2 separate regions of the Mus musculus genome follow, and region 2 is linked to region 1. The links are chromatin loops, found by intact Hi-C in ENCODE. Cell type or tissue: left cerebral cortex. All regions are shown on one strand. Each heading gives the region's core, and the rest is flanking DNA. Links, peaks and the distances in the headings are about the cores only. Region 1 has its middle 13 kb from the start of 5930438M14Rik. Region 2 overlaps Gm41042 (a long non-coding RNA gene).

Region 1 (4,400 bases), core at 156-4,155:
CGCAGGCCTGTTGACTTTGGGCAAGACACATTACATTTCAGGCACTCAACTGCCTCATTTGCAAAACCGTAAAATAGAAGCCTGGACGTATTCAGGACATTGTTATCCTTTAGGGCTTGATTCTGTGAGAAGTTTGACTTTGATTGTGACTCCTGGGTGGAAAGCACTGTAGGTGGCTTTTCTCACTTAGAAACCCTAAACCGTATCTGTCCAAGTCTGGGTGCACAGGTTGTGTGCATGGTGCGATGCCAGCAAGAACAGCTCACGCAGACTGCGAACTGGATGGTAACCTCCACACCTCAAGTTGTGCAATGGTGCCACCCTGCCTTGAAAATGCAGTCTATCTTCTTTCCTCCTAACGAATAGACTGAGGTTGTAAGATTTTTTTTTTTCTTTTAAATTCCTGTGTTTGCTGGAATTCTGCCAACTTCTTCCCTCAGCCTCCTTTCTGAGGAGACTTTTTTTCATCATCCAAAGCCCTGATTAGAATAAAACTAACAGCTCGTTTAAAGGGTAATCATTCCCACTCCAATGGCTTCTGCTCTGACAATGAGAAGAAGAGAGTCAGAATGGGAGTCCTGCCTGATGCAGGCTGTTTTCAGTCTTCTCCAATTTATAGACCTAGGTTTAACCTAATTCTCATGATGAAAGATTCAGAGGCTGGGCGCTGGGGGATGATTGGGGGATGAGTGTGGGGCTGTAATAAATGGGATTCGCCTACTTACCAAAGAGATCCCACCCTTTTTCTTACCTCTTTCACCATGTTAGGACAGACAGAGAAGATTGGCATCTGAACGGGCCCTCAGTAGGGTTTGAGCATCCCAAGTTCCATAATTGTAAGGACTAAAGCTCTGTTGTTATAAACTCCCTCCTCAGAGTCTCCGGTATTGTGTTATAGTACCTTTACTAAGATACACACCAAGCTATGTTGCTACCCTTCTCTGACATAGAACATGGCGGACAGGGTGGTCTCAGATGACGTCTTTTTGGTGTATTGGAGATGAGTATTCTTTGTATTTTTGATACATACGGATATAGATAGAAAACCTTTATCTGTTGTACAGGTCCATCAGAAACTTGGTAGCTAGTGAAATGGCGGAGTGGGCCTGGTTTGATTCCCAGAATCCACATAATGTAAAGAGAGGTCTAACTCTTACAAATTTTCTTGTGTGCCACACACACACACACACACACACACACACACACACACACACACACACAAAGTTTAAAAATGTAAAGTAAAATGAAAACAAAACCTTAATAGGTGCCATCTGCAACAGAGAGCTGGATTCATGCTTGTATGCAGATATTTTTAATCTTTAACTGGGGCTGATCTTATCTCAGCCTCAAGCTGCCTGGGAAATATAGGTTCCTGTGCAACAATCGGTGACTGACTCTGTCCCCACTTGTGGATACGAGGGTCCCTGGGGTTCTTCAAGCTCTCCTGTCCCTTGTAGGGAGCAGAACTGGATTAAAAATATTGCTGCCTAAAAATAACAAGTGGGTACTGACGAGCTTTTTTTTTTTTTTTTTTGTTACCATTGGGTATGGATTAACTCTTCTTTTTCAGAAACCAGATTAATGTCTAAAGTCTTGGGGGCGGGGTTCCCTCAGTTGGAAAGGTGTTTTTGTCACCCCCACGCCCCTCCTGCTCGGAGGCAAGCTACCCTTTGCCAAGTCCTCCCTTTGTCAATTCTTGCAGCTGCAGGCATTTAGCTTCAGGGTGTGTCCTAGGGACAGGCAGGCTTACTCTCCCATGCCTATCAGGCTGTTTGCCCTCTAATGATGAGATAATCTGACTTTGCATGTCAGACCTGTCTCATCACTGAGTCCTGCTCAGTCCCTCTTCCTGAGTATGTGTGTGCTTTTTTTAAATTTAATTTTATTTTATTTTTTTAGCGTGAGTGTTGGTTTTGAAGGCTTTTTCATTTCACGATCCCCTCAGGTTCTTGCTTCCAAACCTTGCAGGTTTTGCAATATGAATTTGAATCCTGACTTGGCAATTTCTGGTTATATGACCTTTGGAAAGGTGTTCTATTCTTTGGTAGGAAGCTTCCTCCTCTATACAAAATGCATACACAATTGTGCCTATCCTAATAGCTTTCTGAACCACTCAAGGCAATGCTGCAATACCCCAGTCTGCTGCTCAACACACAGAAAAGCCAGGGTGGAGGGCTGGTATGGCTCAGGATTGAGTCTTATGAAGTGGATGCCACACTCCCGTTCCTTCAAGCCAGTGTCTCTCCCAGCGATATCAGTTTTCCTAAGCACTGCTCATGTGCACAGTTGGTACTTTGATGGGCCTCTGGCTTCTATGTCTAATTTCATCCTGTTACAATCTATCCCATACCTTTCTCAAAAATTAATTGAAAGCACATCAATTTTTGCATATGAAACCTTTAAGTGATACCAAACTTCCCGTTGGTACAAGCAACTATCACATAGCAAAATTCCAGCTGAAATATCCAAATGTGTTTCTTTCCATGACCTAAATGTACCAACACTCCCTTAAAGTTTACCCTAGACGTGTGAGCGTGTCTGCTCTGCCAACTCTCTTTTACACAGGAGCAGCTGCATGTACAGAAACAGATGGTTCTGTGAGTTGGGCTGTTGACCCAATGGCTGCTATTTTGTGACCAAAAATGTATGACCACGCTTTAAATGGTGAACTAGTTCAATTAGATTTTCTCTTGGGACTATCAACTACAGTCCCGGAAAGAATTTTCTCACTAATATAATTGAGGCAAAAAAAAAAAAAAAATCCACGAAAATAGTTGATGGAGACCTGAAAGACCAAAGCTACAGGCGAGAGGAGCTGAAGGAGAAACAGGAATTAGAACCAGGCAGAACAAGTATGCTGTAGCATATGCTAGCTTCTGATAAATATTCACTGAAGAGTGGCCAGATGCTGTTGGAACAGAATCGAAAGAAACAGTCACATAGAGTGCAGACTAATGGGGTAGGCCATGAAGAGCATCTCTTTGAAAGAGCTCTATAGGTCTGGTTTCAGCCCAATGCTTAGTTTCTGTTATTGAATTTCAGAGACATTATGTCGTGTCACTTCATATGCACACAGATGCACACACATGCACACACACACACATATGCAAGCATACATTCTTACACAAAGCAAATTCATCACACAGTTTATACTTTCCACACCCACACTACCATAGAATACATATACATACACATAGACATACCATACAACATACACACTACAACCACACATCACATGCTGTACCCATACACCACACGTGTGTGTGTGTGTGTGTGTGTGTGTGTGTGTGAACTAGGGAAAGGTTCTGGTAACGGGCCTGTTTTTGGTAAGATGTAAAGCAAGACTAAGATTGGATCATCACAGCAATAGGAGCACTCAGACATCTGATTCTGGCTGTTTCTATTGCTTATCAATAACTCTCCAGTATTTGCTAAATGCCTGGTGAGTCCAGCATTTTTCAGGAGGAAAGAATGCAGTGGAATGGGATTTTTTTTTCTGTAGGTATTTACAGTTTTTTGTAGGGGTAAATACACATGCAAACAGAGAAGTTAGTAATGGCAGCCACCAAGAGGTGCTGCAGAGAAAGTAGGAACGAGAAAGATTAGCCCTCTGAGCTGAGACCGCAGCAGCAAGTGATGATAGTCACACACAAATCTGAGAGAGCACTCTGAGCAAGAGCTACGATACTGAGCTGGAACCAGGGATGAGACTAGTTTGCTGAGGATGTAGCTAGCCAGTGTGACCAGACCACAGTGAAGAGCAGAAGAGGTGGGGAATTTAGTGGAGTCGGGATATAGGATGACATGTTTAGGGTTTGACTCCATGATTGATGTACTGGACAGAATGGGAGGACAGAGCTACTGAAATTAAATGGGTAAGTAGAGTCTTGAAATAAAATGGGAGGTGACTGTATAAGAAGGTAAATTTGGGTCTTAGCAGTGAAGATCACAGAAGGGAGCCAATCTGAGATTTGTCTTGGAAGCTGAGCTGGTAATAACCAAGTTTAAGTTTGAGGCCAGTGTAGATATGTGATGTGTAGTGAATGAAGACTGAAATGATAATAGCAAGAGTTTAGACCTGAGCAGCTTGGAGATGCTGGTCTATTACATGGAGGTAGAGGGGGCATGTGCCAAATAGATAAATGGAAAGAGGATTGCAGTAGAAAATGAACAGGTCTGTGGAGAGGTTTGAGGGTGGCAGTATGCAGAAGGCATTTGAACTCATGGGAGTGGGAGAGAGAGAAGAGAGGACATTGAAAGCGCCAGGTGCACAGGCATCTGGATTGTCTTGCACTGTACCTTAGTTTCCTAGACTTTTAGCTCAAACTCAAACTCAGTGATGTAGCCTGGTCTATACCTCTAACCTGCTCTCTTGCTTTAACCCTCTTAGATTCTATAGC
Region 2 (4,400 bases), core at 222-4,221, 190 kb before region 1:
AAGCTTGAGGCATATATAATATATATGATAGATGGATCAATAGATAGAATGAGTGAGCAAGATAACTGGGAATGGCATGGGCTTTTGTAACCTCCAGACCTACCCCCAGTGGCACATCTTTTCCAATAAGGCCACATTTCCTAATCTTCTCCAAACAGTCCCACCAGCTGGGACTAAGTAAATAGATGAGCCTAGGGGGGCATTTTTTATCATCCATGCCGCTGCAGTTCTCACAACATTTTGCCACCTTTGCACCACTGGCTGTATCTTTTCAGGCTGGCCATTGTCGTAGCTTGAAAACTTCACCATTGGATAAGAGTGTTGATTGCTTTACTGCCCCGGTAGAGGCAATGGCTCCCTTCAGTACTAAGAAAGCTAGTGACAAGGGATGAAACTTTCAGGTCACTATCAGCTTCATTTAAACTTTTGATCCCATCTTGGTTTACATTTTTGACTCTTTCTTGGTTTAACTCTGTATTAAGAAATTCACCCATTTCTTTTGGATTTTCCATTTTGGTGGGACAAAGGATTTGGAGATGTGTCCTTAAAATCCTCTAGATTTCATTCGATTATCTTGACATAGCTCATTTTTCATTTTATCAATTTAGGCCATCTCTATTTCTTTTGGTTAATTTGGCTAAGGGTTTGCCAATATTAATCCTTTTATTTCTTCAGTGATCCATTTACCGTCCGGAAGTATATGTAGTTCAGTTGCAGTTTTTCTGAGGGTCACACTGCTGTTGATATTTGGTTTTATTCCATTGTGGTCATAGACAGTGTTATTTCAGATTTCTTGTATTTTTTTGAGAGATTATTTATGTTCCAATGTGCAATCTACTTTAGAGATCTACTGGCCAGTGGTAGGAATATGTACTCTTCTGTGTTTGAAGGGAATGTTCTATAGATGCTCCTATCAGGAACATTTGATTTATGATGCCTTTAGAACCATTATTTTTATGTTCATTCTTTGGTCTGGATAATCTGCCTATCTGGGCTACTGAAATCACTTAAAAAAAATGACAGGGTCTTACAATATAGCTTTGGTTGGCTTAGAACTTGCTATGTAGATGAAGCTGGCCTCAACCTCAGAGATCCACCAATTTCTACACCCTAAGAGTCCCTTACTATTAATGTGTTGGGTTCTGGGTTGCCTTTGCCATAGAATATTTTCCTTCTCTTTTGATTATGACTGATAGTTTTGCTAGGCATATTGTCCTGGGTTTGTATCTGTAGTCTTTCAGAACATGGAGAACATCTGTCTAAGCCCTTCTTGGCTTTTAACATCTCCAATGAAAAATGAGCTGTTATTCTAATAGACATGCCTTTATCTTGGTCTTTTTCCCCCTGTAGCTTTCAACATCCTTTCTTTGTTCTACACATCTAGTGTTTTGACTATTACATAGAATGGGAAGTTTTTTTTTTTTTTCTCTAGTCTTGTCTGTTTGGTACTCCACGTGCCTTTTGTATATTGATCTCTTTCCATAGATTTGGAAAAATTTGTATGATTCTGGTGAATACATTTTCTATATTTTGACCTGAGTCCCACTCACTTCTTCTATATTTATTATTTTTAGATTTATTCTTTTTATAGTGTTTCAGAATTCCTGCATGTTATGTTCATTTTTTAAAAAAAGATTCAATGTTTTCTATCATTTTCTCTAATTAATTCAATTTGTCTTTGCTAAGCTCTGATATTTTTTGGTTTACTTGATCTTTTATAATAGTGAAGCCTTCCATTTACCTTTTTACTTGAATCATTGAAATTTTCATGTCAATTTGAGCTTTCTTCAGAAATTCTATCAGATCCATAAGCATGAGGCAGATATACATGCATACATACATACATACATACAGACAGACAGATAGATAGACAGACAGACAGAGTGAGCAAGCTAACTGGAAATGGTGTTGGCTTTTTTCCCCAGAAATTTAATATGATTTTAAATATTTTTAATTTATGATCTGAAAATTGTTATAGCTTTATAAAAATCTGTAATTGATTTTTAAAATTGGTTATTTTATTTATTTACATTTCAAATATTATCTTCTTCCCAGTTTCCTCCCCATAAGCCCCCTCTCCCATCTTCCCTCCCCCTGCCTCTATGAGGGTGCTCCCCCAGCTGCTTGGTGTGGGTTTTTGAAACCTCAAAACTCACCCCAATGACACATTTCCTCCAACAAGTCCATATCTCCTAATCTTTTCCAAACAGTTCTACTAACTGGGGACCAAGTAATCAAATATATGAGTCTATGGGGGCCATTCTCAGTGAGGCCACCAGTTACTCTTATAATTTTTATTTTATTAAATGCTTATTTTCATCTTGATTTTTCTTTATTTAATTCAGTGGTTTGTGCTTTTTGATATTCCTTCCAGTATTTAATTAATTTCTTCTTTGTGTTCCTTTATAATTGCTATTTTGAATTAATTGTCTGGGGTGTCATCTAAGATGCTTTTCTCAGGGAACATTACTAAAGTAGTACTAATTTCTGGATATTATATATTACCCTGGTTATTCATGCTTGTTTATATGATGGGACCTATACATCTGGAGTTAGGCCAATGGTGGTGTTTCTTTGTGTGAATATCTGCCCCACTTTTGTTGAGTGGGTTTTAGATCTCTGTTTACTCTTACCCTAATGTGACACATTTTGCACCAGGCAGATGGCATTTGGGTTCATCTGGGAACCACTCAGTGTTGATGTGTGAGTCATCAGAAACAGCTCTGGTTCAGCTAGGCCTGGGCACAACTTCTGCAGGAAACTTTCTGTTGAGTTATGTTCTTGTTTTATATACTTAGAAGTCTGTGGAAGGCTCATGGAGTTCTACCGATGGGTTAGCGGGTAGCAGGGGTTGGGAGCTGTAGAGGGAGTAGGTGGTGCCTCCTGGAGAAGGTGTGCAGAATTCAGTTCAGTCCTCAGGTGGCAGGAGTGGGGTCATGGCAGGGCTGTGCATTGATTGCGGCTTAAGTATCTAACTCAAGCATTAGAGAGCTAGGAGACTTAAAAAAATTATTTACTTTTATTTCATTTGCATTGGCGTTTTACCTGCATGCATGTTTGTATGAGTGTGTCAGATCTCCTGGAAGTGGAGTTACAGACCTAAGAGAAAAAAAGGTTTATTATGTGTGTGTGTGCACAAGTGTGGGTGGGTTGTATGTATGGGTGGAGACCATATGTCGACTTTGGATGTTTCTCCTCAACAACTGTACAGCTTGTCTTTTGAGGCAGCAGTTTCTACCAGCCAAGAGATTAGAATGTAGGCTATGCTGTCTGGTCAGTGAACTCCAGGAATCTGCCTGTCTCTGTCTGCCAGTATTGGTGTCCTAAGCATATGCCCATAGGCTCCCACTTCTAGTTTTTCTTTGTATGGGTTCTTCAGACTGCACTCTGGTCCTCATGCTTGCATGATAAGACTTTAATGACTGACCTATCTCCCAAGCCACTATTTAAACATTTTAAAAGTGGTATTATGAAAGTAAAATAAAAACTGACTAAACTAGAAAGTTAAAGGACATAAGGACATTACGTAAATTGGTCATTTGAGGAATGGGTCATTAAGGAAATTGGCTATTTGGGCAGTTTGTCATTTGGGGGAATTACAGACTGACTAATTTGTCATTTGAACTAGGGTGATTTGGAGAGTGAATGGGGCATGATTAATAACTATGCTGGAGCAGAGGAATAAACTAGAACTGTCTGAGATGTGAGGTCAGCTGTTCTCCAGCCTCTGGTGCTCTAAGCATGGGCATGTGCACCTCAAGGAACAGTCTGATGCTACCCACTCTTGCAATGCAGCTGCTCAGCTGAGCTGGAGGTGGAATGTGTGGGTTCTCATTGTGAATCCCATTGTTGGTCTGAAAGCACCAATCCTGGAGGGTATTAGGCTGAGGTCTAAGGAAGCTAGAAATTCTTGGATAGTGTTCATGGCAAGCATCAACTTTCTACAGGAGATTTCCAGTTCTAAGTCTCAAGACCAAGCTCCAAGTTCAGTTTTCCCAGCATGAGGTAGACATATTTCACCGGAACTTCAAACTCAACATACACCAATTGAACTGCTCAGAGATGCATGGAGAGGCAAAAGCTGGGGGCTGTGGTTCCCAATGGTCAATATGTGTAACAACCGGAGAAGTCTTTCTTTCTTCTCTTTCTCACTTAAAAATGACCTGCCCTTTGAATCCCAGTACAAATCTTATCCTTCTACAATATTATCTTCGAGAGAGCCACGTTTCTCTCTCCTTTATATAAATCCAATTGCTTAATAGTGGCAACTCAGACTGACCAACAGCAAGACTTGTGATCAGTACCATACAGTCTGCAGTTGTATAGTTTTTAAAAAATGTTTAAAATTTTTTTTAGCCACTAGACATACTGCTAAGCAGGTAACAAGGGGTCATTTGTCC

The links. Peaks named below come from ENCODE experiments on the same cell type or tissue, not always from the same donor. Only the 100,000 strongest peaks of a DNase experiment are listed, where the experiment ranks them.
Region 2: a loop joins it to region 1, with 2.3 times the contacts of the local background. A loop is called at or near these places in 2 of 42 quality-filtered maps.

The regions. Positions count from the first base shown.
Region 1 is chr13:101,216,858-101,221,257 of GRCm38, forward strand. No RefSeq gene overlaps it. Among named protein-coding and RNA genes, the nearest start is that of 5930438M14Rik, 13 kb to the right of the region's middle. In left cerebral cortex, for the core only: no CTCF peak of the experiment used is centred there; DNase peaks (open chromatin) are centred at 349, 1,668, 2,531 and 2,910; H3K27ac peaks cover 2,731 bases.
Region 2 is chr13:101,022,476-101,026,875 of GRCm38, forward strand. The region is part of intron 1 of Gm41042 (a long non-coding RNA gene); the gene reads left to right. Among named protein-coding and RNA genes, the nearest start is that of Gm41042, 27 kb to the left of the region's middle. In left cerebral cortex, for the core only: no CTCF peak of the experiment used is centred there; DNase peaks (open chromatin) are centred at 2,700, 3,194 and 3,784.